Regions from separate parts of the Mus musculus genome. Here regions 2 and 3 are each linked to region 1. The links are chromatin loops, found by intact Hi-C in ENCODE. Cell type or tissue: heart. All regions are shown on one strand. Each heading gives the region's core, and the rest is flanking DNA. Links, peaks and the distances in the headings are about the cores only. Region 1 overlaps Zcchc4 (zinc finger, CCHC domain containing 4). Region 2 has its middle 44 kb from the start of Ccdc149. Region 3 holds the start of Pi4k2b (phosphatidylinositol 4-kinase type 2 beta).

What was found. Peaks named below come from ENCODE experiments on the same cell type or tissue, not always from the same donor. Only the 100,000 strongest peaks of a DNase experiment are listed, where the experiment ranks them.
Region 2: a loop joins it to region 1, with 9 times the contacts of the local background. A loop is called at or near these places in 18 of 42 quality-filtered maps.
Region 3: a loop joins it to region 1, with 2.2 times the contacts of the local background. A loop is called at or near these places in 7 of 42 quality-filtered maps.

Annotation. Positions count from the first base shown.
Region 1 is chr5:52,817,547-52,827,504 of GRCm38, forward strand. Zcchc4 (zinc finger, CCHC domain containing 4) reads left to right here. Exons shown (of 13, transcript NM_001308144.1): 11 at 1,061-1,112; 12 at 1,575-1,719; 13 at 6,072-7,119. The coding sequence ends at 6,141. Among named protein-coding and RNA genes, the nearest start is that of Anapc4, 12 kb to the right of the region's middle. In heart, for the core only: a CTCF peak has its summit at 4,366 (motif pointing left); no DNase peak of the experiment used is centred there.
Region 2 is chr5:52,510,623-52,520,580 of GRCm38, forward strand. No RefSeq gene overlaps it. Among named protein-coding and RNA genes, the nearest start is that of Ccdc149, 44 kb to the left of the region's middle. In heart, for the core only: a CTCF peak has its summit at 4,815 (motif pointing right); a DNase peak (open chromatin) is centred at 4,809; H3K4me3 peaks cover 1,121 bases; H3K27ac peaks cover 436 bases; H3K27me3 peaks cover 719 bases.
Region 3 is chr5:52,737,533-52,747,490 of GRCm38, forward strand. It overlaps Pi4k2b (phosphatidylinositol 4-kinase type 2 beta), which reads left to right and starts at 4,042. Exons shown (of 10, transcript NM_025951.3): 1 at 4,042-4,436. The coding sequence starts at 4,187. In heart, for the core only: a CTCF peak has its summit at 4,809; a DNase peak (open chromatin) is centred at 4,089; H3K4me3 peaks cover 2,063 bases; H3K27ac peaks cover 1,154 bases.

The DNA of each region.
Region 1 (9,958 bases), core at 1,651-6,650:
GTGCTTGCTTCCAACTTTGGGCAGTTCTGAGTAAGCTTCCTGCTTGCTTGTCAGGAAGTCAGGATGACCTTCCAGCTCCGTCGTTCACTTTCACTGAGCCTTGTCAGAAAGAACACTGGAGTTTAGCTTGGTTTAACAGCACAAATTATTTTCCAAAGAAAAGTTTATGTTCATGTAACTGTTAGTTTAGAAATGGTCTATATTATGCCCAGGTCGTATAAAGTGTAAAACTGAAACAAAACTTGTTTAGAAATGTGCTCGTGAGCCGGACGGTGGTGGCGCACGCCTTTAATCCCAGCACTCGGGAGGCAGAGGCAGGCGGATTTCTGAGTTCGAGGCCAGCCTGGTCTACAGAGTGAGTTCCAGGACAGCCAGGGCTACACAGAGAAACCCTGTCTCGGAAAACCAAAAAAAAAAAAAGAAATGTGCTCGTGGGTGGAAAAATAAGAACAGGGAAATGAGGGCCTCAAACCAGAATGGCTTTTGTCCCGAGGAAGGAGAGATGAAGGCTGCGGTGGAGGCCGTGCTGCACATTTCTGGGGGCTCTAAGGGCCCCAGTTACTGACCAGCAGTTGCTTTAATAATCAAAAAATGCACACGTGTTGAATATTCTTTTCTAGGTGTGCTTTATTTCACAGTTAAAAAATTACTCAAATAGTAACCTGTAATCTATCTCTCTAAATTACATGAAGCTCTCAAATATGAATTTCATTAAGGACTATGTAGTATAGATAACCTAAAATTATAGAATCATTAATTCTCTTGAAATTTTCATTTGCGTCCTTCTTTGTGAAGATTGGATGGCTTGAAGCGGAGTGGATTTTCAAGATCATTTGGGTAAATCTAGTTTCATAGTTAAGGAAATTGAGGCCCATCAAGGAGGCATTTGAGTTAAGTGGAGAAATGCATAAATTAAAATCAAAGTATTTAATTGTGAAGCCCAGGAAAGGAAGAAATAGGGAATGAATAATTTACACCGATTTTAATAAGACATTTTAATTTTTAATTGTGGAACTTGGCTTTTACAACAAATTGAACATTTTAAAATTTGTTTTTGTAGGACGGCAGGAAATGGAGCCATTGCTTTCTCTGCAAAAAGTGTGTGAAGCCTTGTAAGTGTTTGGCCTGGTGTTTGGGATCCTGGGAAAACATTTTTGAGTCCTTTTCATGTAAATAGGGTTTTTATTTTCAGAAAATAATGTAGAGACCGACATTGACTTTTATAATGACCAACATGTATGCCCTTCACAGGGAGAGCTGCTGACTTCCAGTCAGTGTGGCTGTTGGCTTCTTTACTTCCACTGGGCTCCGTGCCCTTCAGCCAGCCTGTATTGTGGCAACGGCTGCCAGGTTGTGACACGCTGGGCAAGGGTTGGATTTAAGTTATAACAGAAGACACGGGTTGATGTGAGATTCAAACACTGTCCCTTGATCTCTTTAGCCATCAGCGGAGCTAAGCAAGTCACCCACAAGGTTTGAAGTACACATCATTCATGATAACCTACCTCAGCAGTTAGTAAGACGAAAAATCACATTAAATGAACCTCTTCTGAAACTTGGGTTTTCTTTTACAGCCTGGATCCATTGTAACACCTGCAATCGCTGTGCACTCCCAGACCATTCCTGTTTGGGGCCTAAAGATGGCTGCTTTATTTGTGGTGCGCTGGATCACAAACGCAGCAATTGTCCCAACATCGGCACCTCTTGGAGAGCTAACAAGTTAGTTGAATTCTTTGGCTTTCTGGAAAAAAGATTGCTCATGTCAAGCTTCCTAGGAGCAATCTACAGAAGTACAAAGCTTTCAGAGGACTCAGAATTTTTCAGAGTGCTAAATCGTTCCTCTCACCATTACGTGTGATTTCCGAGGATTGCAGGGCGGGCACCACGGCAAGCAGAGAGTGTGTGCATCAGGGAGTCCTGCCTTGACAGCTTTCACACAGGACAGCCAGGATTGGGGAGTGGGGGCGAGTGGGCACCTCTACATCCCCCATGCTTCCTAGACTCTGCGGGCTGGTCGGATGCAGACACCTGCTGGCGCGAGGAGATAGCGAAGGCATTCCTGGTGGAAGGAGCATGCCGTTTTATAGCAGCAAAGCAGAAATTCCAAAGCAGAAAAGGGCTGAATTTGTTGCCTTATAACTGGAAGCGTCACAGGTTAATGTGGGATTCAAACGCTGCCCCTAGAACTCTGAGCCAAATTAAAATGAGCTGAGCGAACCAGCCATAAGATTTGAAGTACACCTTATTTATGTTAGTACTAGTTAGTTCTGTAAATTCTGTCAGCATTTACACATGCTTTTTTACTTAAATATTTAAAATGTTATTCTTTTTCATGATGGTTTTCACATCTCCTACACTAACATTTTTCATTGATAACGCACAGTAAAACTCAGAGTAAACTGAGTCCCGTGATTATAGCAATTTTAGGAAAAAGGACCAACTGGGCTAATGGAAGAGAGCAGCCCAGCAGCCCCCTTTAACTGTGTGTGGGTGACCTGCCTGCATGGATGTCTGGGCATCCTGAGTGCCTGATGTCTGAGGAGCTCACAAAGGGCTATCGGATCCCCTGGAACTGGAGCTACAGACAGTTTCGAGCTTTCATGAAGGTGCTGGCAGTGAACCTGGGTCCTCTGGAAGATCAACCCGGCCTCTAAACCACTGACATCTCTCTAGCCCCTGAACACACCTTTTTTAAAAAAATGTTAGGGATCATGTCTTCTTGTTTCAGTGATTTAAATTATAAAACAAAAATAGAACCTTGGTATTACACACTACCTACAGATTACTAAATAGCTAAATTTAACATTATGTGAAAATTGAGATTATGGTAAACAATTTCCTAATCATCTTATTTTGTGATGAAATGAACAGCTACTACGAGAGGTTTTTGAAGCTTCAGCTGCTATGATGGTATTATAGGTATTGTCTGCCTTATTTATCTGTTTGTTTAAATCCAGTAGGACATTTTCCATTAAGGACCAGCTCTTGAGCTATGTTTCCTATTTAGACTGAGTTTTTGGTTTTGTTTTTCATAAATTTACTTTGTAATTATTTCTACTGAGTAGTTCAAGGTAGAAGAATAAATTTTAAAAATTAATTAAATGCATTTTATAATTTTCCCCTTAGAAGCCTCCAATAACAAAACACAGCCCATCTACCTATTGGTCTAGGATGGTTGCATCATTTACAGTGCAATTTTGAGTACAGTCAGGAGTTAACATGCTCAGCCTTTAATTCTGTGAATTAATGTATATGAAAATTGAATCTCCTGCTGGCTTTTCGAGACAGGGTTTCTCTGTGTAGCCCTGGCTGTCCTGGAACTCACTCTGTAGACCAGGCTGGTCTCGAACTCAGAAATCCACCTGCTTCTGCCTCCCAAATGCTGGGATTAAAAGCGTGCACCACCACGCCCAGCTGAAAATTGAATCTTCATATTGGTGTGAGTTTTGGTTTTAAGACAGTTTTGCTCTGTGGCTCAGGCTGGCCTGGAAATTGAGTTTCCCCACACGCTGGGCTCACAGGCCTGTGCTGCCACACTGGAGTGGTGTTTACTAATGGACTATAGGCTCTCTCAATAAGCTCTGTGTATGTTTGCTGTTGAAAAAAGCAAGTCTAGCTTGGTGTTGTGGTGCCTGCCTTAAATCCCAGCACCGGGGAAGCAGTGGTGGGCAGAGTTCCTGGTTAGCCAGGGCTATGGTGTCGTGACGCCCTGCTAGAACTTTTTTTTAAGCTAGTCTTTTGTTGGAGTGTTAGTGACATTCTGTTTCAGGGGTGGGGAGCAGAGACTGACTTCCAGTATTGGATTTTGTCAACTTTAAGAGCAAATCCTTTGTGGTACAGTCTGCCTACAATCCTCAGGTAGTGTTGCCTTCTTCAGCCAGAGGACTCTCCTTTTCTCAGTTACTCCTCTCTAAAACAAACAAACAAACAAACCCCAAAATAACTCCCAGAAACACACACATCTGCATAATGAAATTGACAAAAATATTTTAAGAAATTTATTTTTTTTTATTTTATATGTATGAGTGCTTTGCCTGTACCTATCATGTATGTGATCATGTCCCTGCCTGATGTCTGCAGAGGCCAGAAGATGCCCTGGAACTAGAGTCACAGATAGTCACAGTTGCCACATGGGTGCTGGGAATCAGGCCCAGGCTCTCTGCAAGAGCATCAACCTCTCCAGCCCTGAAAAAAAAAAGCCCCTTCTTTATAAATGGCAGTACTTTAAAGATATTTGAGCATACCGTGGCGTGCCATATCCTTCAGTCCTAGCATTTTACAGCTGTCTTTTGTAGTTTGTTTTTCCATGGTTAATTTTTCCCTCAGATGTGAACTGGAATGGTGCTGGCTCCCTCTTGTGGTGAAGCTCATTCTGTCAGTTATATAAATCCGAAGGGTAGAGGACAAATACTAGGTCAGTGTAATTTTAAGGCAAACTAAAATGAGTAATTTTACTCAGCCAGAGTACCCCAGTTCACACTTTGCTCTTGAAGGCTTTGTTTATATACATTACAATGGAATGCTTCTTAGATTCTTTCCTTCTGCTTATTCCCTAGTGAAATCTGGTTTATTTTCAATCCTGCTTATGAATAGATGAACCAAAGAGAAATTTAAAATTTCTCAACAAGGCTTCATTGACTTTTCTATTAGAGATTATACTTTACTCCATTAGAGTTTCTAAATCCTTACTTACCAAGAAGCTTTCCTACTTTAAGGAAATGACTGGTTGAGAGAGGAGGTTTCTGTAACACACAAACAATATAAAGTGACTTTTATTTTGAGCTGGTGGGTATTCTTAGTCCATAGCACAAAATATGGAAGATATAAATCATTAGAGTTCTGCTGAGTGGCCAAGTAAAACTTCAACTAACTGGTGTTCATGGATGGTCCTGCAGGGCTGCCGTTTTACTAGTTGGGTAGTTATTATCAGATGAGGCGGAACACAGACTCTAGAGTCAGGCCCTGCCACTCTCTACTTGGGTGAATTTAGGACTTCAGAGCCTCGAGGTTTTTTTACCTGAAAAAAAAAAAAAAACCCAAAAAGCAGAGAAACATTTACCTAGTGTAGTTTCCTAGTTCCTTGAATTTCAAGGCCATGCCCGCTCTTGTGTATTTCAGCACCCAATACAACCTATGCTAAAGGAACAGAAAGAGTCTGCTGTTCACCGTGGCCTTTCCCAGGTGTCTTCCTGGAGGATCAAGAAGTGAGGGCCTAGCTTAGTTTGGCTCACAGGAGCCATGGCTTCTGACTCTCAACAACTAATGCTGCTTGGTAGTCAGAGCCTTTGCCAGCTATGCCCAGGGGCACAGTGTGTGCACCAGCACAGTCCTCGATAGGGCAAGTGGCATGGTTCTGCTAGTGTGGAGAAGTGAGTAAGTAGTCAGGACTCTCGCCATCACGGGCAGCAGCATCTTGGTGGTGAGAGCAGCAGAGCAGAGGATCTGTTCTGTCCGCCGTGGCAGGTTGCAGCGGGGCCTGACTGTTCCAGCCTGTTCCTTTAGAACAGCTTGCTTTCAGGAAGCTTGGGACACAGAAGTCAGGCATCCCTTGAGGTGCTAGCTGGCACTTTTACACCTGCGAGGGGAAGGGAGATTAGCTTCGAGGCTTTAGGAAAGGGCCTCTGCAATGTGGTCAGTTTTCCTTTACTTGTTGTGCAGTTTCATTTCTCTGCCCCTGCTGACTGCCGCATGTATTAATCCCTTTCTTAAAAAAAAAAAATGTAATTCAGGGACTTGGAAATGGAAGTGCTGAGTTGAGCAGTATAAATGTAGCAAAGAGACAAGCCCATTGGGGTGGCTGCTCACTCGTGTGGCGTGTCTGTCCCGAATAGCTTGTTCTAAATGTAGTAACCATCTTTTAAAGAAATGTCTTCGGAAATGTCTTTTGTGTGATCAGGCCCATCTCTTTCCTTGTTGTCATGGTTAGGACACTGGGGATTTATGCTAGCCCCACAGTAAATTCTTTCATGTCTTCTATTTTCCTATTTGGATAGCCAGTTAATTAAACTTCAGCATAATTACATAATTCACTGTGCTCATTCCATAAAATAATTTAGCACCTTGCTTTTCAGAGCTGTCAGAAAGCAGAAGCAAAGAAAACGTAATAAGATAAGAAGGGAGGCACTAAAGGACAATCCATGAATCACACATCTGCTCCAAGAAGAAGGAAGAGGAGGGAAGGGGCCATCAATATCCTCACTCCTAAATGTCCAGTGACTTGAGAATAAGCAAGATTTATAGTCCAACCTTTGATGCCATTTTCTCCGCGTGCCACATGGACTTAAATCCAGCTGCTTTCAAAGGTGTGCCCCTTCCTAAGCCTGGTAATGGGCAGGTGGCATTTGCTGGCTATGTCCCTTCAGCTGCCTCTGCAGACCGGGGAGCCTTCTGTAGGCAGCAGGTTGCCTGGCTCTCTCTCCACGCTTTTCCACCCTTTAACGCCTCACCAGTGTTTATTTTGGCCTCTTTTGACTGAGAAACTGACGGATGTTCAGTACCTGTTTACTTCGATACCGGATAGAAATGCAAATGAAAGTCTACCGCTTACCTGCTTACCTCGTGTGCGTTGAGCTTTTGTTTCACTTTAGGTATGAAACTCTTGTTAAATGACCAAGTCATACATTAAAGCACATCTGGTCCATAGCCCATCGGCCACATGTGCCCCAGGATAGCTATGAATGTGGCCAATCATAAGCACACTTAATACATTGTGAGGCTTTTTGTGAGATTTTGGTCATGACTTGTTCTCACAGACCTTGAGTAGGAACATTGTAGATGATGTCGTGTTGCAGTGTCAAAAGTTGGGCACAGCCGGCCAGTGGTGGCGCACGCCTTTAATCCCAGCACTTGGGTGGAAGAGGCAGGTCGATTTCTGAGTTTGAGGTCAGCCTGGTCTACAGAGTGAGTTCCAGGACAGCCAGGACTACACAGAGAAACCCTGTCTCGTAAAAACAAAAACAAAACAAAAAAAAGTTGGACGCACTAAGACTCTTTTAACAAAAAGTATCATACATAATATTTATGGATTGGATCTAGAGATGGTGGGGGAAATTGTTATTGAAACGCTGTAAAGATAAAAGGATTGTAATTGTTTTATTATTAAATCTTTATTTTTCAGTACTTTTTTCAGTTGTTATTCCTTTTTTTTTTTAACATTTTACAATCAGTAGTTGTACGTGTGCCTGTGTGTACCCATGCATGCCACAGCACTCATGTGCGAGTCGGGGACAGCTTGTGAGAGTATGTTCCCGACTGTGGGATTGGCCTGAGTTGACAGACTTGGGGGCACGACCTTTCCCCACCTCACTTGTCTTCTGTTGGTGCGGGATCACTCATGTTGGATGGATGTCTAGGATGGTGATTGCACTGGTATTTTAGGGTCCTCATGCCTGCTGTAGGTTTACCCCTTTGTGAAAGGCGTTGGTCACATAAGGCAGGGTGGTGATTAACTCCCTCATTCCTGTACTGAGGAGCACTTCCTGGCTGGGTGGCCTTTGTCAGATCTCCTCTCTAAGCCTCTGTGTCTTCAGTATGGCATATATGTCAGCTTTGCTTTGTGATCTCGGTTCTCTGTGGTGAGCAAGCTGTATAACCCAGCTTTTGACCCAGGTGCCTAGCACTGAAGAGAGTAGTTCCATATCGTAGAAGAAGCAGTTCATGGCTCCTTTTCTCTGCCCGCTACCTGGCTTTATCTCTTTAAGACTGAATGGTTGCAAATGGACTAATTTGCATAATGACTTGTCTTTTCCTAAACAGCAGCTCTGGAACTCCTTGTGAAGCCTCCTGGCTTGGTAGCTGGAGCCCCGTGAGTTCTCTATCTACTCCCTGTAATCCAGGACAGTTGGATGTGTGATGCGGGATGTTTAAGCATGGAGCAGATCAAATTGATAGTGGTCGACATCAGGTGGCATCAAAAGATAAGTTCGTTGGGTGCAAGGGCTTGGCATGCAACCCTGCTGATCTGTGTTCCTTCCCCAACCATGTAGAAAGCCAGATGTGTAATCCAGTCCGCCTACGGGAGGTAGAGACAGAAGAATTGCTGGTAGCTCATGCGCTACTTAGCCTAGGGTTTAAGAAATAGGAGAGACCCCAAATCGAGGCAAGGTGGGAAGAGCCGACTCACATAAATATTTGTGGCACATCTTCCCCTGCTTGCAGATGCACACACACATTCGCGTGTATACCCCCAAATACATTTTATTTTTCTATCTATCTATCTATCTATCTATCTATCTATCTATCTATCTATCTATCTATCTATATCTTGTCTATATATAAATATGCACATATAAATATACACACATATACAAAATACACATATTTATGTGTGTATATATATACATACACAACTATATGTATATACACACACACACACATATATATATATAGACACACATACACACACACATACACATTTAAAAGTTGGTTAAGCCCTGAGACTTAAGCTTTAAGACACTCTTATCTCCCTCTGTTTTGTGTCTACTTGTTTGATTTCTGTTTGGTAAACCCAGGCTTATGTGTGTGTGTGTGTGTGTGTGTGTGTGTGAGTGTGTGCTGGACAATCGTTCTAGCCCTGAGCTTCAGTCCCAGTTCCATCTTGTCACTGTACACAGATGACTGTGATGATAGGAGGGGCAAGTCTGAGACAAGAGCTGGGCATTGCTGTGTTCCCCTCTCTGTTTTCAGCCTGGATAGGGACACTTCCAGACTTTCCTGTGTCTACCTAGCCATGGTATCTATTGGGTTCTCTAGAACTCAGATATCGGAGGGACCATGACCACTGAAGAGTTGGGTCCTGATGGCCAGTCATCATTTGTAACCCCATATTCCTTAATTTTAAGATACTATCAGTTATAAAATAGGTCATCCAGTTAGGTGTCATGGAACATACCTACAATGTGGCTATTCTAGAGGCTGATGAGGGGGGGTGGCTGGAACCTGTGTTTAGGCCTAGCCCACTCAACACAAGAAATTCACCATTGATTTTGTCCTCGATTTCCCTAGGGAAAAGGTGCAACACTTCAGTAATTGTCTATACTAGTTTTTAGATTTTCTGATTTTGGAAATATTGAAACGTAGAAAAGTTACATCTTAGAATTAAGGAGCCTAAGCCTTAGTAATAGTCAGGAGTAATGTACTATATAACTCTGAGGCATGGTCACACATGCAGGTAATCTCAGCATTCTTGAGATTTTAATCCTATTCAAGCGACTAAGATCAAAAGTTTAAGACCACCTTGAGCATTTTAGCCAGACCCTGCCTCAAATTAAGAGCAATAAAATATGGGGTAGGGTATGGTTTAGTTAGTGGTGTGCCTGGTATGAATAAAGCCCGGGTTTAATCCCTCTCTCTGCAAAAGTGAAAATAAGCTTTAAATAGCTACTCTCAGACTTGGAGTGTTCAGTAGTTAAGAGAACTTGATGTTCTTCCAGTCAGACTAAATTCAGTTTCCAGTTTTGGTTTTGTTGGTGGTGGTTTTTTTGACTCTGTGTGTGTGTGTGTGTGTGTGTGTGTGTGTGTGTGTGTGGTGGTGGTGGTGGTGGTATTTTGTTTTTGTTTTTGATTTTGATTTTTAAAGACAGAGTCTCCCTGTGTAGCCCTGGCTGTCCTGGAACTCACTCTGTAGAACAGGCTGTCCTTGAACTCAGAGATCTGCCTGCCTCTGCCTCCTGTGTGCTGGGAATAAAGACGTGTGCCACCACCACCCAGATGAACGTTATTTTCTTACACAATTAAAAAGAAGTGGTTTAATGAATCTGTTCACATTTAGTGAATACTAATTTTAGGCAGATAGAACTGGTGTTCTCAGAATAAGCTAATGGGAAGATTTCTTTTGTCTCTGGGACGTAGGACGTGAGAATGGGCTCAGTGTTCTGATTATAGACATTTGAGTATCTGAACTTTAAAGTACATGCCTGAGACAGCAGTAGAAGATCTCTATGCTTTGAAAAGGGAATTT
Region 2 (9,958 bases), core at 2,541-7,540, 310 kb before region 1:
CCCCCACCTCCATCAGTTTTACGCCCTAAGGGAATCTGTCAACGTCTGTAATGACCACTTTTGATTTGTGAACTTCCAGTTTCATGGTCTCTCTTGGCCAAACTACAATATTTTCTCTTTCTTTCTTTCTTTCTTTCTTTCCTTCTTTCTTTCTTTCTTTCTTTCTTTCTTTCTTTCTTTCTTTCTTTCTTTCTTCCTTCCTTCCTTCCTTCCTTTCTCTCTCTCTCTCTCTCTCTCTCTTTTCTTTTCTTTTCTTTTCTTTTCTTTTCTTTTCTTTTCTTTTCTTTTTTTCTTCTGACTTTATGCCCCGTGCTTAGGAAAGAATTGCTGTTACTAATGCTTAGTACAGGATTTCTCAATGAGTGAGCACGGAGGCTATGAATTCTTTCAGATCCTAGGTTCAAGTCCTTGTTTTGAGAGGGGGTAAAAAATGAAGCTGTTGATCAGAGCCTCCAGCAGGACGTTTTGGAGCAGGAAATTTTGGGAGTTGCCGGATTCTGAGAGCCTGCTGCTGAGAGTGAGGAGAGGAGCTCTCAGTGGGAAGGAAGGCTGTGTGCTTGTTCACAGGTTATGTTGCCTGCCCAACCCCCTCCAGCTCTCTTGTGGGAAGTGAAGGAGCCAGCTTTCCTTATTCCCAGGCTATGGGCTCACAATCTCCTTCCCACGCTCCCTACATCCAAGAGAAACTTTGTTTCTTAAGCCCAGGCTAGCAGCCAACTTGTAAACTCATGTGCTGTTACCTCCCGAATGCTGTCATTACCAGTGTGTGCCTGTGCCTGGCTCAGGGCTGAGTGTTTGCTCCATGACTACCACTAACTGCAGGGATTCCTTCAGAGGTCACTCAAGGCAGGCTGTGTTTCATGTGTCCCCTCCTAAATACAGAGTTAGCAGTGTGATGGAAATAAGAGGTATTAATGTCGCACGTCTTTAATCCCAGCATTTGGGAGGCAGAAGCAGGTGGATTTCCAAGTTCGAGGCCAGCCTGGTCTACAGAGTGAATTCCAGGACAACAGGGGCTATACAGAAAAGCCCTGTCTTGAAAAGAAAGAAAGAAAGAAAGAAAGAAAGAAAGAAAGAAAGAAAGAAAGAAAGGAAGAAAGAAAGAAAGGAAGGAAGGAAGGAAGGAAGGAAGGAAGGAAGGAAGGAAGGAAGGAAGGAAGGAAGGAAGGAGAACTGGGTTTCAGGCTGGGCACACAAAGGCAGGCAGATTTTTGTGGGTTCAAGGATAGCCTGGTCTTCAGAACAAGGTCTAGGACAGCCAGGACTATACAGAGAAACCCTGTTTCAAAAACAAAGAGCTGGGCCTCTTAAGAGGGGACCGAGCTAGCATCTCACCTTCTGAATATGGCCCATGTAAGTGTTCTCTAGAGTCACAGGACTGAAGCAAGGCCTTTCTCAAGGTACTTTGCTATCTGCTTTGCCTCTCCTCCACACAAGGATACAGCTGGAGGGCCCTCACCCGGCTCCAGTGCCTTAGTCTTGGACTTCCCAGGCCACAGAACTGTGAGAAGCAAATTTCTGTATGTATAAAGGACTCGGGATCCCATGTTCTGTTATGAGAACCCAAAGACAAGAAAGGGAAGGAGGGAGACGCTGAGACTGAAGAAATTAAAAGAGAGGTGAGGGATGGAGGTCACTCACCCTAGGCCAGTTACTGAGCCAGTACCTTTCCCCCACATCAGTTCCTGCCGAATCGACGGCTCGGTAATTGACTGGTTATGTCAGTTCTCCTTCTCCTCTTACCATGCAGATCCCAAGAATCAAACTCCGGTCTTCACTACCTTTATCTACCCAACCATCTTGCCAGTCCCCGTTCAGTTCTTTTTAAGATACGCTGTGCTCAAAGAGATCCTGATGAGTTAATCAGAGCCCTTTGGAGAGACTGTGTCCAATCCCAGTCATCCTGGAACAGAGAAAGAGACTTGAGTGTGAATGCCCCAGGGAGCAGTCGGGGCAGGATGGCAGGAGGTACTGAACCAGTGTGAAGAAGTGAGACAGGAGAAAGACAGGAACCTTGAGAGGGGAATTCGAAGCCTCCTGTGGGCACTGAGGGCTCAGTCCTTGGGGGACACTTTGAGAAAAACAGTGCAAATCACAGCTCATAATTGTCCCATTGAGGACTGATAGCAGAGGTATTTATTCACTAAATTTTATTCCCTGAGGTGGAGAGGCAATCTGAGGACATTTACTTTCTGGTATTTTCAGCTTATTGTATTTACCTCTGGGGACAGAGGATGCCCTGGGGCAAAGGAATGCCGGGAACCTTGATTATGAAGGCAAGTGATCTTTAGGAAAGTTCCAGATGGTGTCTGCTACACCACAGAAGACAAGGAGAAATGCAAAGCCCTTGACAAGTGTCCTGATCTGCTGGAGCAAGCCTTCCCTGAAGCCTAAATCTAGAATTCTCATTTATCTGCCCCTACACATTTTGCGTATTTTTAAAAAATAGTTTGGCTGAGTTTTCTGGCTTTTGCAAGGTAATTAATTTTTAAGTCATTCCTTCCCTAAAGTTTTTCTCACAACCAAATAGACTCTCTGAGACTTGGAAGTCAGGAAACACAGCTTGGTTTACATGAGTAAACTAAGAAATTTTAAAATTTCAAGCCATCATTTCTTTCTGCAGCCAGAGTGTAGGGGTGAAAAAGTGAGGAAACACACAGGCTAGTGGCTAATCTCTCTTTATAACCTAAAGGCCACCCCAGCAAAGCATCCTAAAGGAGGATTTGAGTCTGCTGTGGGTCCAACAATGTGAACCGTGGAGGCTTCAGAAGGGGGCAATATTGACAACTGGGGTAGAAATCATTTTTGTGGTATTTTGGATGTAGCTGATTACCCCCATTCCTACCCACCCCCATATTCTAAGAATCTATCTATGGCTAAGTTGAAAAATCCTGGAGTAATTTCCTTGGCAAAGAAAATTTCAAGACAGCCTAACACTGACTCTTTCGTATAGTAATTGGTAACTACTCTTATGCAATTCTACAATTAAAAAAAAAAAGGAACAGGTTGGACAAAAATAAATATCAAATGTACAGTTTGGAGTGAAGAAGAGCGCCGGGAGATGTAATGTAAGAGGTCTGGAGAGACCCGCTATGACATGGAATAAAGTAGGGGAGCCCTCAGGGCAGCACCCCACAAGCTAAGCCTCCAACTTATAAAAAACAAAGCCTAGAGAATCTCCTGCCTCTAAAAAGCAACAACACAGTAAGGCATATGCAAATGTAATTCAAAGAGGGGGCCAAGCTCCATCAGGCCCGCCTAGATGGCTGAACTTGGCCTCAAACTTGAAGCGTCAGGCAGGTGACTCCGGCATCATAACCATGAAGAATACGCAAGTAGGGGAGCTGTGGAATCCTGAGAGGTTAAGGGGGGCTGCTGGAGTCAGGTGTGTAGCAATGGAGTCCTGTCTGGCAGCTCAGAGAGGCCACTGTAAGAAGACGGGAAAGTAAAGCCCACATTGTGTTAGAGACCCTGAGGTGCCAGAGGGGCCAGAGGGGCCCGAGCCTTGGGATATCTATCAAGGAGAGCTGCAGATAGTCTGTGGACCCAGCCCAAGAGAAAAGTATGTTACAGTCAGCAAAGATGGAAGAGTGGAGCCTTGGACATCAGGCATGGAGCTACAGGATTCAGTGTGCCCTGCTGGGTTTTGGTTCTCCTTTGGTTCCATATTTCCTAACAGCCCCTCCTTTCTTCCTTGTTTGGAATGGTAATGCATACTATGTCACTGTATGTTAGAACTATGCAGATTTTACGGGGGGGAGGGTGTTACAGTTACCTTGAGTCTTTTAAACAGTGTTGACACAGTAAAAGACTATGGAGAGTCTTGAAGTTTGACTATTTTGTATTATGATATTGCCAAGAGTCTGTGGGATCCAGAAAGTAAAAGGGGTGGTTGGAATGAGACTGTCGCTCCTCATAGGTGACATTTGAATACTTCACTTAGTAAGACTATTTTGGAAGGATTAGGACATGTGGCTCTCATTAGAAGAGGTATGGTCACTGGGGGTAGGCTTTGAGTTTCGAAAGACTCTAGTCACTCCCTGTTCCTCACGCTTGTGGGTCAGGATATCAGTTCTTGGCTACTGCTCCTATGCCTTGCCTGTCTGCCTGCCTGCCTGCCTGCCTGCCTGCCTGCCTGCCTGCCTGCCTGCCATCATGCTCCCTACCACGAGGATTGTGAATTCTAACCCTCTGGAACTGTAAAACCCCTAGAAGTCTTTCTTCTATAGGATGCCTTGGTCATGGAAAAGTAAGACATGACTCCAGTGCGTTGATGTTTAGTCCCCAAGATGGAATTCCTACTCATAGTCTCACTGTAACAGGTCCCTACACTTTTTCTTGACAGGTAAGAAATTCTCATAAGCAGTATGTAGGAAATAATCAAGAATTATTTTATAGCCAGGCATGGTGGCACACGCCTTTAATCCCAGCACTTGGGAGGCAGAGGCAGGTGAATTTCTGAGTTCAAGGTCAACCTGGTCTACAGAGTGAGCTCCAGGACAGCCATGGCTACACAGAGAAACCCTATCTCGAAAAACCAAATATATATATATATATATATATATGCACTATGGGATAATTGTTTCCAGATATTTGATAAACAGTACAGGAAAAGATTTCTTTTGACATCTACATGGTCTCAAAAAGTTCTGTGGAGTCCAGAACACACCCCGGTTCCAGGAAGATTGGCTTGTCTTTCTGAGACCTTTTGATTGCCCATTCTTTGGCACCCAGTCTCAAACTCCATCAGCTTAGGCCCCCACTTACTCAGCAGAGGGGTGGAGGGACGAGATCATTTTCACTTCCTATGCGGCCACAAGAGGGCGCACTCAGTGGACTTCTAGAACTGAGAAGGAAGCCACCGTGGGTCAGTAAAAACTGACAAAAGAAAACTTGGTTTAAAAGGTGTCGTCGGTCAACCTCCCCCTATGCCTTGCCCACCTTTTTCTTGCCATAAGATGAACGCAATCAGCGAACACTTTCAGTCTGTTCAGGCATCCTTCTTAGGATGCGAGAGATGTTGTCCTATTACAACTAGGTCTTTTGATGATGGGCATTCCCATATCCCAGGAGCTGCTCCCTACATTTTATAAGGCGAATGTCAGAGCGACGGGATTCAAGATGCCAAGAATGAGGAAAGTTAGCGCTGAGCCCTGCGCCTGGTACACAGACAATGGAGCCGGAACAAGTGTTTACCTCCGGAGATGCTGGTCTTCATTCCCGATTGTTTCTGAATAATGCCCCATCACCTCCCTTCCCCAGCGTTTGTCTAGATCTTTTCTATTCGTATTTGAATTGATCCTCGCTCACTTTTCCTTTTTTATTATTATCATTTTGCCTGGGACTTTGGATCATTATAAGATTGCGGGTAATGACAGACTGTAATTAAGCTTAACACAGATTTTTCTTTTAGGAGAGAGAAGAATCCACCAACTGAAACTCAGATTGCCTGGGCTGTAATTTGTGGCGCTGTCACAAAGGGGTCCTTTTCCGCATGGTGCGCAGCGGTGATGAGCAAGCGCTGGGCCGAGGGTGTGCGCTTCTCTCACACGCTCTGGAGCGAGCTGCAGGACTCGTAAATAGCTAAGTATAGCTTGAAGCTGATTACAGGCCCGATCCTCCTATTGTGCCTCATCACTTGTCATTGTTGAGGCGGCAATTGCCGCTCCACGTTTCTCTTTGTGGCTGGCTGCAGCCGGTTTCCAGGACAGGAGGAGCCCTGAGATGCCGAGACTGGTTCTTCCCGCCGGATGGGCGTGGCAGGTGTTGGCGATGAGATTAAGAGCAGACTCCCAGGATAGACACCTGTTGCCCCAGAATTGCTGTTTATGCACGATCTCTGTCCATGGGGGGTGACAGGAGTCTCTGAGGCCAGGCTGGCTGTGGGAACAGGAGCAGGCAGTTCGATTTCTCTGGCTTGGTTTACTCAATTGTAGAAAGGAGTTGTAATATTTAATTTCTTACTTACAAAGTACATTTGAGGACCTGTGAAATAAGTATACAGATATCCTAAAAGCAGGTATAGTCCCCTACAGACTCAAACATCCACCTTCGAATAGGTATATACCCACAATACACACTAGCCATAGAACCCACCTGTGTACCTTATTGTAATGAATTTGTTCATGCATGCATGTGGGCGTGGTTTTAGGACACAGCTGTATAGCTGACTGTAACAGTGACCACTGCCATCTTTAGGCTTTTCCTGTAAATCGGGCACCATTTTGAGCTCTTCTCCAGCACCAAAGCAAAGCTCCCAACAATAGCAGTAATAGTCCTGGAATGGGGCACTTCTTCATCTTCGGGGACCTTCCTCGTCCTGGGTGCTGTATGATTGCCTCCAGGGATCTGTCTGTACGTTCAATATCTCTACTGCAGTCACATGACAGCCTCAACTCCCTCCCTTTCCCTGATGGCAGGGAGGGTGGGAATGGTAAGAAGATGGTAGCTGTCTGGGATGAAGGATACATACTGCTGATCACCCTGACGACTGAAATGTCACACTGTACCCTCATGAAAATATGCAATTAATATATCGGTAAAAAATATATATATACTTAGAAATGTACATTCCCATGGAGGGAAAAGGGATTCAAATATCCAACTGAGAACAAGTTTCCCAAGTGTAGATGTAGTGCCTGGTGCAGTGTCTGGGGTCACAGATGCCTAGGGTCACCACGTGTCTGAGTATAGTAAAGGGGACCACTGATCCCACTAGGATGTATTGCAGTGTAAGTGGTGCTGCTGGATATGGGCAGAGGTACTGTATTTGTTACGCTCCTTTTTCTTTCCTGAGTCTGGATCGCTGGTCAGGGCTAGCCTCAAACTTGCCATGTAGCTGAGGATGACCTTGAACCTCTACATCCAAGCCCAACCCCAACTGTGTTCCATTATAGAAGGAGGTCACTGCATTCAGGTTACGCCTTGTTGGGTGTCCGCCCAGGGCCTTGGGCTTGCTCTGTGAACATTCTACGGAGTAAGTTACATCCCCGCACAGATGTTGTCAGCTGCTTTTCTTGTTGCTATGTGTAAATATAAGACCAGAAGGGAAGATTTGCTTGCCTCATATATTGAAGGCACAGTCCACCATGCTATTGAAGGCATGGCTACAGGGACAGTTTCCACCATGGCAGCAGAATCAGGAGGCTTCTTGGTAGCTAATGAGGCAGAGAGGGAACAAGAAACAGGGTGGTCTATAAGCCTCCACCCACCCAGTGGACACTCACTTCCTCTAGCTAGGCTCCACCTCCTAACTACAGCCCCATCCCCTACCCTTCACTCCCACCCCCCATTCCAGCCCTCTGCAAAACCCAAACAATCCAACACTACCAACTGACAAGTGTTTAAATGTATTAGCCTGGGATTGGGGGTGGGCATTGTCCATCCAAACCGGGACAGTGTCTCATTGCTACTTTGTATAAGATTATGAAAGATAAGACCCAAAGAATAATTCAGATTCATTTTGCATTTTGTTTGTTTATTTGGTTATTCTGAGTTGGGTCTCACTATGTAGACAGAGCAAGTCTTGAGTTACATACCCACTGCTTTGGCTCCCCAAGTGCTGGGCCAGACATACCCAGCTTCTTTGCTGTTTTTAATGTATTCAAGTTTACCCCAAATGTACTTTGGGGTTTGTACTCTATTTTATAGAACAGTGCTGGTCTAGACAGTGGGGTGTGGTAAGGGGCTTTGAGCCAAAATAGCATCCAGCTGCTATGGTCTGCACAGTTTTGGTCTCACCAGTATCTGAGCTCTCTTCCATACTGACAGTCTTGGCTGGGTACCCGATGGCTTGCGTTAAAAGAGCCTTATTCTTAGATGACTGAGTTATCTAATTTTTGTCAAAAAGAAAAAAAGAAAGAAAAAGGATACACAGAAATCAACTACATAGGATCTGGGGGTGTTGTTGCTAATATATATATTTTAAAAAAAACGATAGTCATAGAGACACATGCCTGCAATCCCAGCACTCGGGATGCTAGAACAAAGGTTGGTGAGCCCCGGGCCAGCCTGGGCTATCTAGCAAGAAACTGTCTCAAAAAACAAACAAGGGCTGGGCATGTCTCTGTGACAAAGTGTTTGTCTACACATGGAAGGATGCTATGTTTGAGTCCTGGCACTAAGAGATGGGGAGGGAACCCTTTATTCTTCCTCTCTTTTCCTGCTTGGAATGCACAAAGGCTAGGGTGGTGCAGCCTCTTTGGAGCCATGAGGTTGACAGTCATAGGAATAGATGAAGGAGACTGAGTTCTTGAGTAGCATCCTCAGGCCAACAGGGCCCATCCAGGCTCTATCATGTGAGCAGAGGGGTGGGGGGAGTGGGGGTGGGAATGTGTATGTGCCTGCATGTATGTGTAACTGGTAGTTATTCAGCCTGTCAGCTCAGTACATCTGTAGTCCCAACCTGGCAAAGGAAGCCCCAGGAGTTCCTGGAGAGCCACTGGTCCCTATTCCATCATGAAAACTTGGGGACACTGGCTCTGTTGTCAATGGAGGGCTTGGTAGCAGCTACAACTGGGCAAATGGAGCCAAAGGCAGGAAGACAAGCTTCCTTCTGAAATACCCATTTTGATCTGGGCTCCAACCCAAAGGTGCCTCCCACAGTTGGGGAGGGTCTTCCCACATCAGTCGGGACAGTTCTTCGGGTGAGGGTCTCTACGCAGGTGATTCTAACATGTGGCAAGTTGACATTAAAACTGACCAGAATGCCCCTAGAGGTGATGCGTACCCAGCAGGGACTTGTGCAGGTTCTGACCCCTTGAGAGTCTTATTATAATCCAATTCCACATAGAAGGATGCAGAAGACAGCAGCACCCCAGCAAAGAATGACCAGGTGAGGTCAGGTACCTCTTTGCAGAGGACCTCTGTGACTTGGGTACAATGCAAGGCATCTCAAATGATATCTACATACCTGTCTGCAGAGGTACGCACACACACACCTGGTGGGCACACACAGGTTACTGATGGCTGATCACGTTTTGAAGCTTAGAGAACATGACCAGTGAGGAAATCCTTGGCTCCTTCTTTCCAGCTCACCCTCTGCCTCTGAAAAACCCACAATGTGAGGAGTCCTTCACGTTCTGACTCAGGAGAGGCGACACCCCAAATCACTCACGAGAAACAGTCTTGATGCAAATTGCAAGAGGACTTTTATTTCAAGAGCGCTCTCAGGCCCACAGTCATTCACCACACAGAGGTAGAGGACCGTGGCGCTGAGTAGCTGGGAGAGGGGGTATTTAAAGGAAAAAAACACAACTCAAGGGGGTGGGAAGGGCGTTCTTGGAAAATACCAAAAATACCAGTTAAGAGTCACAAGGAAGTGCAAAGTCACAAGAGTCACAAGGAATACCTGGTAGTTGTGCAGGTTATTTCTCAAGACAGTTTCCACGAGCCTCTAACAATAGCACATTTGCATAGAGGGTTCCATGAATGGTCAGGGTGACCCTTTTTGAACAAACACTCCCAGAACCCAGGAAGCAGGTGGATGGTGGGTGGAGGAATGTCGCTATCTGTTTTATATTAACATGCCTTGGAGCTTTGAGTCACAAAGGTCACATTCTCAAGCCTAGGCCTAAAGGCCTAGTTTTTATGGTTTTTTTATATAAGTTTCACTTTTTCACCTCCAGCCCAAGAACATTTATGGAGAGTTAGTTACACACACATCAGATTCAAAACCTGGCAGCAACAGTCATGTGCCCTGTGATCTCAGGCAGCTTACCCTCTCCGTGCTTCTGTTTCCACCTCTCCCAGGCTGTGGGCTGTGCACTGTGCCTCTGCCCCCAGCTCCCTCTACTTAGCTTCCTGTCTTAGAGGTGCAATGGGGAGTGAGTGAGAGACTCCAATTCGAATGTGTTTAGCCAAGTAAGTGGGTTCTCTATAAATGACAGCTGTTAACCTGCCAGCCAGGTTAATTCTCTCACGGAGTCTTCCCAGCAGTCAACACCACCCCTCATTGACC
Region 3 (9,958 bases), core at 2,265-7,264, 79 kb before region 1:
ATTTGAAGAAACAAATGAGATCAACACCCCCCCCCAATTTTTTTAAAACATAAATCTACAGCTTAAGAAAAATCTCAGCCATGGCTGGAGAGGCAGGCAGGTGGCTCAGTGGTTAAGAGTAACAGCTGCTCTTAGCAAGGACCTGGGCTTCATTCCCAGCACTTACAGCATGGCTCACAAAAGGTCTTAGCAAAATCCAAGCAGGCTATCTCTAAGGAGAAACCACACCATAGTGTAGTTATTTAAAACTATAGCAGCTCAAGCTCTCACCTCTCTTACTCTCATCTCTTGCTCTCCTTCCTCCCTCCCTTCTCCTCTCTCTCTCTCTCTCTCTCTCTCTCTCTCTCTCTCTCTTTCTCTCTCTCTCTCTCTCTCTCTCTCTGCCTTTCTACAATAAAGCTCTAAAATCATGAAAAAACAAAAGCCAAACAAACAAAAAAAAAACAAAGACAAAGATAAAATCTTAATGCCCACCAGAAAAATAGTGTCATAGTACAAATGGGACAGGTAGGTGGACTCAGAGATAACAAAGGCCACACAAGATATTTTAGAACTGAGCTTGGATAAGGGCAGTAACAATAGCAGTTGTGGTTGGCATCTGGAATGCCCTCCTCCGCCGGCTCACGCTTTGTTCCCAGGCTGCTGATGTGAGAGGTGGTACAGCCTTTAGGAAGATGGGTCTGGTGGGCAGAAGTATGTGACTCTGGAGGTGACAGTGCCTTTGATATGGGACATGGCTTTTGCTCCATGTCTTTCCTAATGGGGGGGGGGAGGGGGGTGTCTCTGCCTCAGGCACCTCCTGTAAGACCTTTTCCCACTCAGATGACTTGGAATTTCTGGAATCATAATTGAAAATGATCTTTCCTCTCCTGGGTTGTTTCCATCAGATGCTTTGGTCATGGTGGCAAGAAAGGCGACCGACGTGCGATCCACGACCATTTGAAAATGCCGGTGAAATAAACCACCCCAAGTAAATAAAACCATAGACATCATCCCCAGATCTGTGTTATAACTAACCGTGCTAATTTCTTCACTGGGAAGGAAAATGGTACTAGGTAGAAAATCAGACTTCTAAGAGGGAATAAAACAGGGGCTGGAGAGATGGCTCAGCGAGTTAAGAGCACTGACTGCTCTTCAGAAGGTCCTGAGTTCAAATCCCAGCAACCACATGGTGGCTCACAACCAGATATGACGCCCTCTTCTGGTCTGTCTGAAGACAGCTACAGTGTACTTACATATAATGATAATGATGATGATAATAATAATAATAATTAATAAATAAAAGAGGTAATAAAACAGTACATTAGTAATTAGAGCCATCGTGTAATATTTATTTTAGGAAGAAGCTTCACAGGGAAAGGGAGGAGCATGTGACATAAATGCAAGTATACAATTCAAATTTACAAATTATAAGAATTCTTTACGTTTATAGCCGGTTTCTTTTAAGATTTGCTTAGATTTTTGTACTGATGCCATTTTATGGGTGTTGATTATGGAAATCGTGCCATATTGTTATGGCGTGTTTGTTTTAAAAAGTTGACTTAGTCTTTCTCACATCAAAAATTTCAATATTTTCAATATTGAAAAAAGAAGGAATGAAGAATACTAGAAATAGTAAATATAAAATGCCAGAAATTATTAACTTGTTTAAAATACACAAGTGTTTAAAGCTAAATGTTTATGTCGTATTTAATGTATGCAGGTCTATTTTACTTGGCGATAAAACCATTAAAAGTGGCTGATAAATGAGCTACAGCTTTGCAGGGTTCTTGTATTTTATGACAGTTAGTATAATATAACCTCTTAATACATTAGAATAATTTAAGGTTGTATACCATGAGCCCCAGAGCAACCATTAAAAATTTACATAAAAGAAATATTAGCAGAAAACCAGTGGTGAGACTAGAATGAACTAACAAAAAAATACTAGATTAACACAAAAGAAACCAAAAAACAACAACAATAAAGAAGGATGAAACAAACAAGATAAAAATTTCAAAATAGTAGGTTTAAACCCATCCATGTTATCATTATATTATATGTACATGGACTAAAAACTCCAACTGAAATATAGAGACTACCAAACTGGATTTTAAAAGTCCACACTGTAAACTATATGTGACACATAGAAAAATTAAATATAAAGACACTAATAGAATGAAGAGTGGAAAATATTTACCTAGGACGAGCAGTAAGCCTAAGAAGGGTAAAGCAGTTACTAATATCAGACAACCCGGACTTCAAAGCCAGAGAATAACTAGAGATAAGAAAAAATAGTTTAGAGTAATTGTTAAGAAGGCCAAAGCAGGACTGGCGCAGGGCTTGCTACTGATCTTGTGTTTCTTTTATTCTGCAGGACCTACAGGCTGGAAAGAGAACACTAACTTCTGCAAGTTGTTCTCTGACCTTCACACACACATGTAGTATTTTAATTCAAAATCTAAAATTACTAGGAAGTCATAAAAGCCAACTGAGCATACAAATCCACAGTAATAAGGATTGTAATAACCTCCTCTCAGTACTAGATGAAAAAGTCTGTGGTAAATGGGTAACCTGCACAACACTGGCAATACTTAAATAATAGAATCAACTGGGAGATAAAAACCATCCAACCACCATGTGGTGGTGGCGCACACCTTTAATCTCAGTGCTTGAGAGGCAGAAGCAGGTAGATCTGAGTTTAAGGCCAGCCAGGATGGCCAGGGCAACTCAGAGAAATCCCATCTTAGAAAAAAAGCAAAAACAAACAAAGAAACAAAAAGCCACTGAACTATAGAATCTATGTTCTTCATAAAACTGCACATAGAACATTTGTCCCATCCAAAAAACAACAACAATAAAGAAGGATGAAACAAACAAGATAAAAATTTCAAAATAGTAGGTGGATGGCATTACTCACAGTGGATGGGGTTCTTTCATATCAAACATTAATCAAGAAATTCCCCAAAGATATGCTCACAAACTATTCTGATGGAGCCAGTTCCTCAATGGAGTGTCCTTCTCCCCAAGAGAGTCTTTTGTATCAAGTGGACAAAAACTAACCAGCACAGTACTTAAATTTGAAAATTAATACATTTCAAAGTAGTAGATCAAAGAGGAAAATCCTAAAAGTAATTATAAACTATTATCAGCTGAGTCAAAAGTGAAGCACACTACATCAAAAACAGTGGAACCGCAGCTAAAGCAAAGCTCTGAAGGCAACTCAGCTCTAAAGGCATTATGTTTAAAAGGTAGGAACCTCCTCGATTTTTTTTTTTTTTTTTTTTTTTTGTTTTTTGTTTTTTTCGAGACAGGGTTTCTTTGTGTAGCTCTGGCTGTCCTGGAACTCACTATGTAGACCAGGCTGGCCTGGAACTCAGAAATCTGCCTGTCTCTGCCTCCCGAGTGTTGGGATTAAAGGCGTGCGCCACCACGCCCGGGTCTTCCTCGATGTTTTAATCTTTACTAAACAACTAGGAAAAGAAAAGTGAAACAGATGAGTAGTAAGAAGCAAAATAAAAATAAAAAATAAAGTCAGCGAAGTAGGGAAAAAAATTAGCACAGCCGAAATACAGCCTTTGAAAGATTTCTAAGTGTTGACACACCTTAGTTTAACTTCAGTCAAAGCAAAAGAAATCTATAAATTACCACTATCAAGAATGTCTAAACATACACTCCCGTCTCGATTTTAGTAGCAAATAAATGCATATAATGCACAGATTATGATTACAAAACTATATATTTAACATATGGACTATAGTAATAGAAGTAGCTCCCAGCCTTCATGAACTTTTAGAGAAAAGTTAGTGAAATAAATGTATATTATGTATATAGTAATAAGAGAGGACTATTTAGGTTGGAAGGGATGCACCTCCCGCGGAAATGACGCTGGTCCTGGCTTTCTGCTGGATCCACTGCAATGGCTGGCAACGCTCTGGGAGTTGAGACACAGGTGGCCATCAATGCCCTACCCCGCCCCGCCCCGCCCCACCCTCGCTTGCCCCACCCCCTGTCCTTCTGCGCAGGCGTAAGGAAGGCGTCCCGGGGCTCGAGAGGCGGGGCGTGGCCGGCGGCTGGGCGTGGCCGGCGCGGGCTGGTGGACTGGTGAGGTGGCGTCGGTGGGAGCAGTCCCCCGCGGTTTGGCGTGATGCTGGGGTCCCAGTCCGGAGCCCGGCGGCTCTGAGCGCCGGAGCCGCCCCGGGACATCATGGCGGAGGCCTGCGAGCCCACCCGCCCCTCGGAGGACGAGGACGAGGAGCGGGAGCCGCTGCTGCCTCGCGTTGCCTGGGCCCAGCCGCGGAGGGTCGCGCCCGGGAGCGCCGTGAGAATGCAGGCGGACGAGGGCGCGGATGTCCTCCGCGAGCCCGCTACCGACGAGCCGCCGGCGGTGTCCGGGGAAGGGTCGATCTCCGCGAGCTTGTCCACCGAGCTGGATCGGACCCGCACTACGAGCTCAGGTGCGACCCATGCGCGCGCGCAACCCGCCCTTCCCTGCCTCAGTTTCCTCTCACCTTTCCCTCTGTGGCAGGAGAACGGGGACCACTAAAATCTCACTCTGTAGGCTTCCCCAAAGAGTCAGTCCAAGTGGGAACCCAACACTGAGGGAAACTTCATCCAGGACTGTGACGTAAGTTGTTTGTTCAAGTTTGGACTTAAGTTCTGAATTAAGAACGCACAACGATCCAGAAAGTTCTCGTCGGAGTCATGAGTTTACAGGGCGGATGATAAGCCGAGAGATAATAGGAAGGGATGACCATTTGCCGCTGGGACAAGTTTCAAAACTTTCTATTAAATGTTGCTATTGTGACGTTAGCCAGAGGGGGCGGAGGCGGGCGAACTCCTGCCGCCAGCTCTCTGCAAAGTATATTTGCGCGCTTAAAAAGAAAAACACCTTTTCATTATCTCCTGGGCTGATTTTAAGTGGACCTTTGAAAGAGAGGCTAACTAACAATGTTTAAACTAAAAATTAAGGCATGCTATTGCAGGCCTGGGTGTCTGTGTGGTGAGTTTGGACCGGTGGAGTGGAGTGTGGCTGAAATGGAGTAGATTTGTATGAGATCCATCTGGAGTCTAGACTGGCTTTTTTTTTTTTTTTTTTTTTCCCTTTTTCTCCTACTTGATGATGATAGGATGGATCCAAAGAAGTATCATATGCACTATTCCACGAGCATCATTCCATATGACTCCTTGTGGAAAAGCCACAGGGAAGGTAGTTGTTATTAATACTGCATTTCTTAGAAGTTAAGTTTATTTGACCTACCAGTGTGCTAATGTGACTTGAAATGATTTGAACAGGGCAAGTCAAGAGTTCTAACAACTTTTATTCAAACACAAATCCTCTAAATAAGAGACCTAAAGGAAGTCGTCTCTGAAACACATTAACTACATAGGGGTCTGCCCTTACCACGACGTTAGCTGATGGATGAGTTTGCCATGCAACACTGAATAGAGCAAAGGAATGTGAAGTTTTCCACTTTCACAAATCTCTGTTCAGCCAGCTGCAGTGGACACTTTGGCCCTATCTGAGGTAGAATCTAGTCTGTGAGGTAGCTAAGATCCATATGGCTGCTACTTGCCCCAGAGTTACCTCGTGTGTTAGATTGAAATAGAGCCTTGAAATAGAGTCTTGAAAAACTTTTACTGTTTGAGTGGGTTGGATTGGTTTGTGTGTTTTCTTTGTTGTCAACACTTATATTAAGGCTAAAGTCAAAAGGACGAGAATGTGGTAGCTAAAATGCAAATGGATTATAAGAACTCTTAGCTCCTCGGTGGTGATAGCTAGGTCAGAGTTCACAGTTTAAGATGAGTTTTGACATTGGTTCTCACAGCAGCACAATGGGTGAGTTGTCGCTGACCCTCTTTGTGAAAACTGAAACTTAGTAAAACGGTAATAATGGTGGCTCCTATTCCAAGATGTTTGCACAGTCACAGATCCAGGAAGTGGTCAAGTTATGACTGAGCCACTTCTTTTCTCTTCCAGGTCCTGAACTTTGTCCGTTTTACTCTAGGAGTCTGTGTTACAAAACAACTACTGCTTTGGGGTATTATGTAGGTTCTTTTTAAAAGGATTTTTTTTTCTGACTCTTTATTCTACTTAAAGTGTTTAAAACTAGCAAAGGTTTATGATTGAATAATTTAACTACTTTTAAGTTTAATATATTAAAAGTGTCCTTTAGCTCTTTTGTCTTTTACATGCAGTTGTCATGAGAACACCTTTAAGTTTTTAGATTAGTATTGACATTTCTGGTGTTTAACTATTTTATTTATACAACCGCGAGCCTTATGTTCTTGAGCCAGTGGAGAATGTCATGCATCTCTGGTCTTTATATTAACAATGTAGTTGGCAGATTCTAGAAGTCTCCTGAACTGTAGTGCTATTAAGTCAGTATTCAGTCATTGAAACCAGTGAATGAGGCTGTAATAATACTGGTATACTAGGTGCACGTGCTGGCTGTGTTCTCTGCACTTCACATGTAATAGATTGAAAGTAGCCCTATGAAATAAGCACTACTTTGGATTCCCACATAAAAAAAGCAAGCTTGACTTGGTGGTACATACCTGTAATCTCAACACTTAGGTGGGTGAAGCAGAAGGACAGCCTTGAATTTAAGGCTAGCCTGGGCTGTAGTACCAGGCTAGCTAGGATTGCATAGCAAAACTCTCAAAACAAAACAAAACAAAACAAAAATCCTAAAAATAAGCAAAGGGTTTTCAAAAGCAGCAGGGGGTAGAGAGGTGACTCAGCAGTTAGCAGAGACCCCAGCACTCAGATTCATAGCTTTCTATAACTCCAGTTCCTTGGCAACTGATGCAGTCTTTTCACCTCTGTGGACACCAGACATGCACATGATACACATACATACACACAGGCAAAACATTCACACCATAAAATAAAATAAAATAAATAAATCTAAAATGCAAATAAAGAGGCAGAATGTAACTTCCCGAAGTCTTATTTCAGTGGAAGGAATCTCATAACTAGTGGGAGGCGTTCTGCCTGATCGGGGATCAAGAAGCCAATACTCCTAACTATTTTAGGGCAGGTTTTTAAGAATACAAGTTTCCTTTGTCTTGACAGTCCACCATACCTGAGCTTTAAAAGTAAACAATTATGGAACTAAAAAGTATTGCTCAGCCTGCCAGTGCTCCAAATACAGCTGCATGTGCTGACTCCATCCTGTAATTCTAGAAGGAATAGAAGGCTGAGGCAGGAGCAAAAAACTTAGGTTTAAGGCCAATCTCGGCTATATAGTGAGTTCAAGTCCAGCCCAGCCCAATTCAATAGGACTCTTATCTACAAAACAAGTAAAACTTTCAGCCATTCTTATCCATTTATAACAGAAATGGACATCAATCATCAAATATTTGATTATCTGCTGGGCACCAGTAGAAAGTAAGTCTTGAGGAGCCGACAGTAAGTACCTTATATCAAATGGTGGCCTGTGGTTAACTGCTATATCTCCACAGAGCTTTGTAGCCCAGTGGAGGTAGTGGTCACTTAAAAGTTCTGATGGGTCGTGTATGTGGCCTGACAGGGAAAGCTGAGGGCTCCTGGAAGTCTGGGAGCCAGGTCTTAGATAAAAGGACCAGGGGAGTGGCATCAACCCTCGAGGCATGTTTAATCGCCAGACTCATTAGTAAGATGCTGGAAAGATGAATAAAGTGTAGTTCTCATCTTCAAGGGAGCATGAGTTCTTGTTGGTTTATTTAAATGAAAGAATGTTAAGTTACCATGCCTGCTTACAAGCTAAAAGGTAACACAATAGCTTTCCTTTGGTGTGATCAAATGGATACATTGTTAACTTTTTAGATGGATTTCTTGAGGTCCATTCATGTGCTAGGTACATGTGATGCATTAGAAATCAGAACAAAGGTCTGTGCTTTCCCAGATTTTCCGCTATTTTGTTACAGTTTTAAGTGTGAACAGCAAATGGGAGTTGTGGGAAGGAAGCTTAGTTTGTCTGGGAATAGTAAAGACAATTCAGAGAGTAAGCTGGATGGACATCTTTGAAAATCAGAGACCTGAATAAGGCTGGAACTTGACTACAGAGCCACCACCTCTTAGAGGTGACCCAAATAATGGTGCAAAGATAAAACTGAGTTTCTCCTTAAAACATATTTTTTGAGGACTGGGGTGGTGACTAAGGTGGTCCCAAGTTCAGTTCCTGGCACTCAGCTAGGGCAGTTCACAACATTAGGGGCCTGATGCCCTCATGTGAACTCCAGAGGCACCTTCACTCACACATATACATAAACTTCCACCTCAAAATATACACTTAATTAAAATATCTTTTTTTTTTTTTAGAAGAAGAAGAAAAATTTGAGAATTTTCTCTTTGGGCTTCCATAGGCACCAGGTATTTGGTGCACATACATACATACATACATACATGTAAACAAGACATATAAAAATAAATACAGCTTTTTTTTTTTTAATCTCAATGAAAATAAAAGTGGGGGCATGAAATAGGCAGGGAACGAGGCTATGGAAATCCTGAGCACTTTGATATGAGAGGAAGCAGACAGTGAGAGCCTGGAAAACATGAAGTGACTCTCGTCTGTGTGAAGAACTGTCATAGAAAGAAAGGGGTAAGTAGACTTGGGACTTGCTCCAGAGAGGTCTAGGATACAGAGTCAAACTGCAAGAGACTTCTTTTTTGGAAAAAGAAGTTTGTGTTTGTTTTCATGCATACAAAAAATATTAGGAAAAGAAATGATATCTCTGAAGATCACTTGCTGGTGATACATTTTGGAAGGTACCCCAGCACTAGGAACAAGGTTGAAACCAGTAACTTGTCAAGGTCATTTTCATTAAGAACCCATCCACTGGGGCTGCAGAGATGGCTCTGCTTTTACAAGAGGACCTGGGTTCAGTTCCCAGCACTCACACAGATGTTTACAACCATCTGTACCTCCAGTTCCAAGTCAGGGGGCTCCAGCACTGGCTTCTACCTGCTCAGGTGCCAGGCGTGCACATGTTGCACATATGTACGTGCAGGCAAACACTCATGCACAGGAAATATCAATGTTTTTAAAGGGACCTATACATCTCTGATGTGTAAGAAATATCATTTGACTAATGATAATGGCTACTAGTGCCTGTATTATTCAAATAAATATAAGTGCCCACTATACACTGATCCCTGTCCAGAGTCACCAAGGTTAGAATTCCTCACTTAATTCTTAACTATTTTCAAGGGACAAACAAGGGTTGTTTGGAATGAGTATCTCAGTGGTATAGACATGATTAAAATACTTTGCTTATTTTTAGTAGGTAAAGTGAAGTCCAAACAGTTCCTTTTGTAATATTTTTGTCAGTAGAGACTTTTAAAGAAGTAAATAACAGTTTTATTTCTGTCTGAATTAAAGTTGATTGTGTTTTGAAGTTTCATAATAATGTACACAGAGAGTTGAAGTACCTTCCAAATTAAAATGGAAGTGGCTTTTGGTTTGTCTTTGCATTCTAAGTGATTCATTATTAATTTATTATCAGGTGATTACTGAGTGCTTATTATGTCCTGGAAACTGCAAGTTCTAAGGACACACCAGTAAAAAAAAAAAAATAATAATAATAATCCTCTGCTTGGAGCTGACAAAACAAATCAGGAGATATGCTCAGATAAAGCAGTTGGGCAAGGGGAAGTAGAGGCCTTTTGCTGAGAGTGAAATGGGAAACCCTTAGGCTGTTTGATACAAAGGAGGGATATGATTGTAAATTGGCTTAATGTAATTTAGGGAGGAGTTGATAGGGCTGACTTCATTGTAGGAGCAGAGGTTATAAGAGTTTGTGTTTTGGATACTTAAGGCTGGTTTATACGTCAGGTGTGGAGATCAAGAGGATGAGATCCTTGCTGAATCCAAGGTTTTTGAACCAAGCAACTGGAAGATGCAGCATTGGCAGCACCTGGAATAGGGCAGAGTGGCTGTGTTTGGGAGAGGTGGAAGAGATACAGAATTAAGTTCTGAGGGTAGTAAGTCTT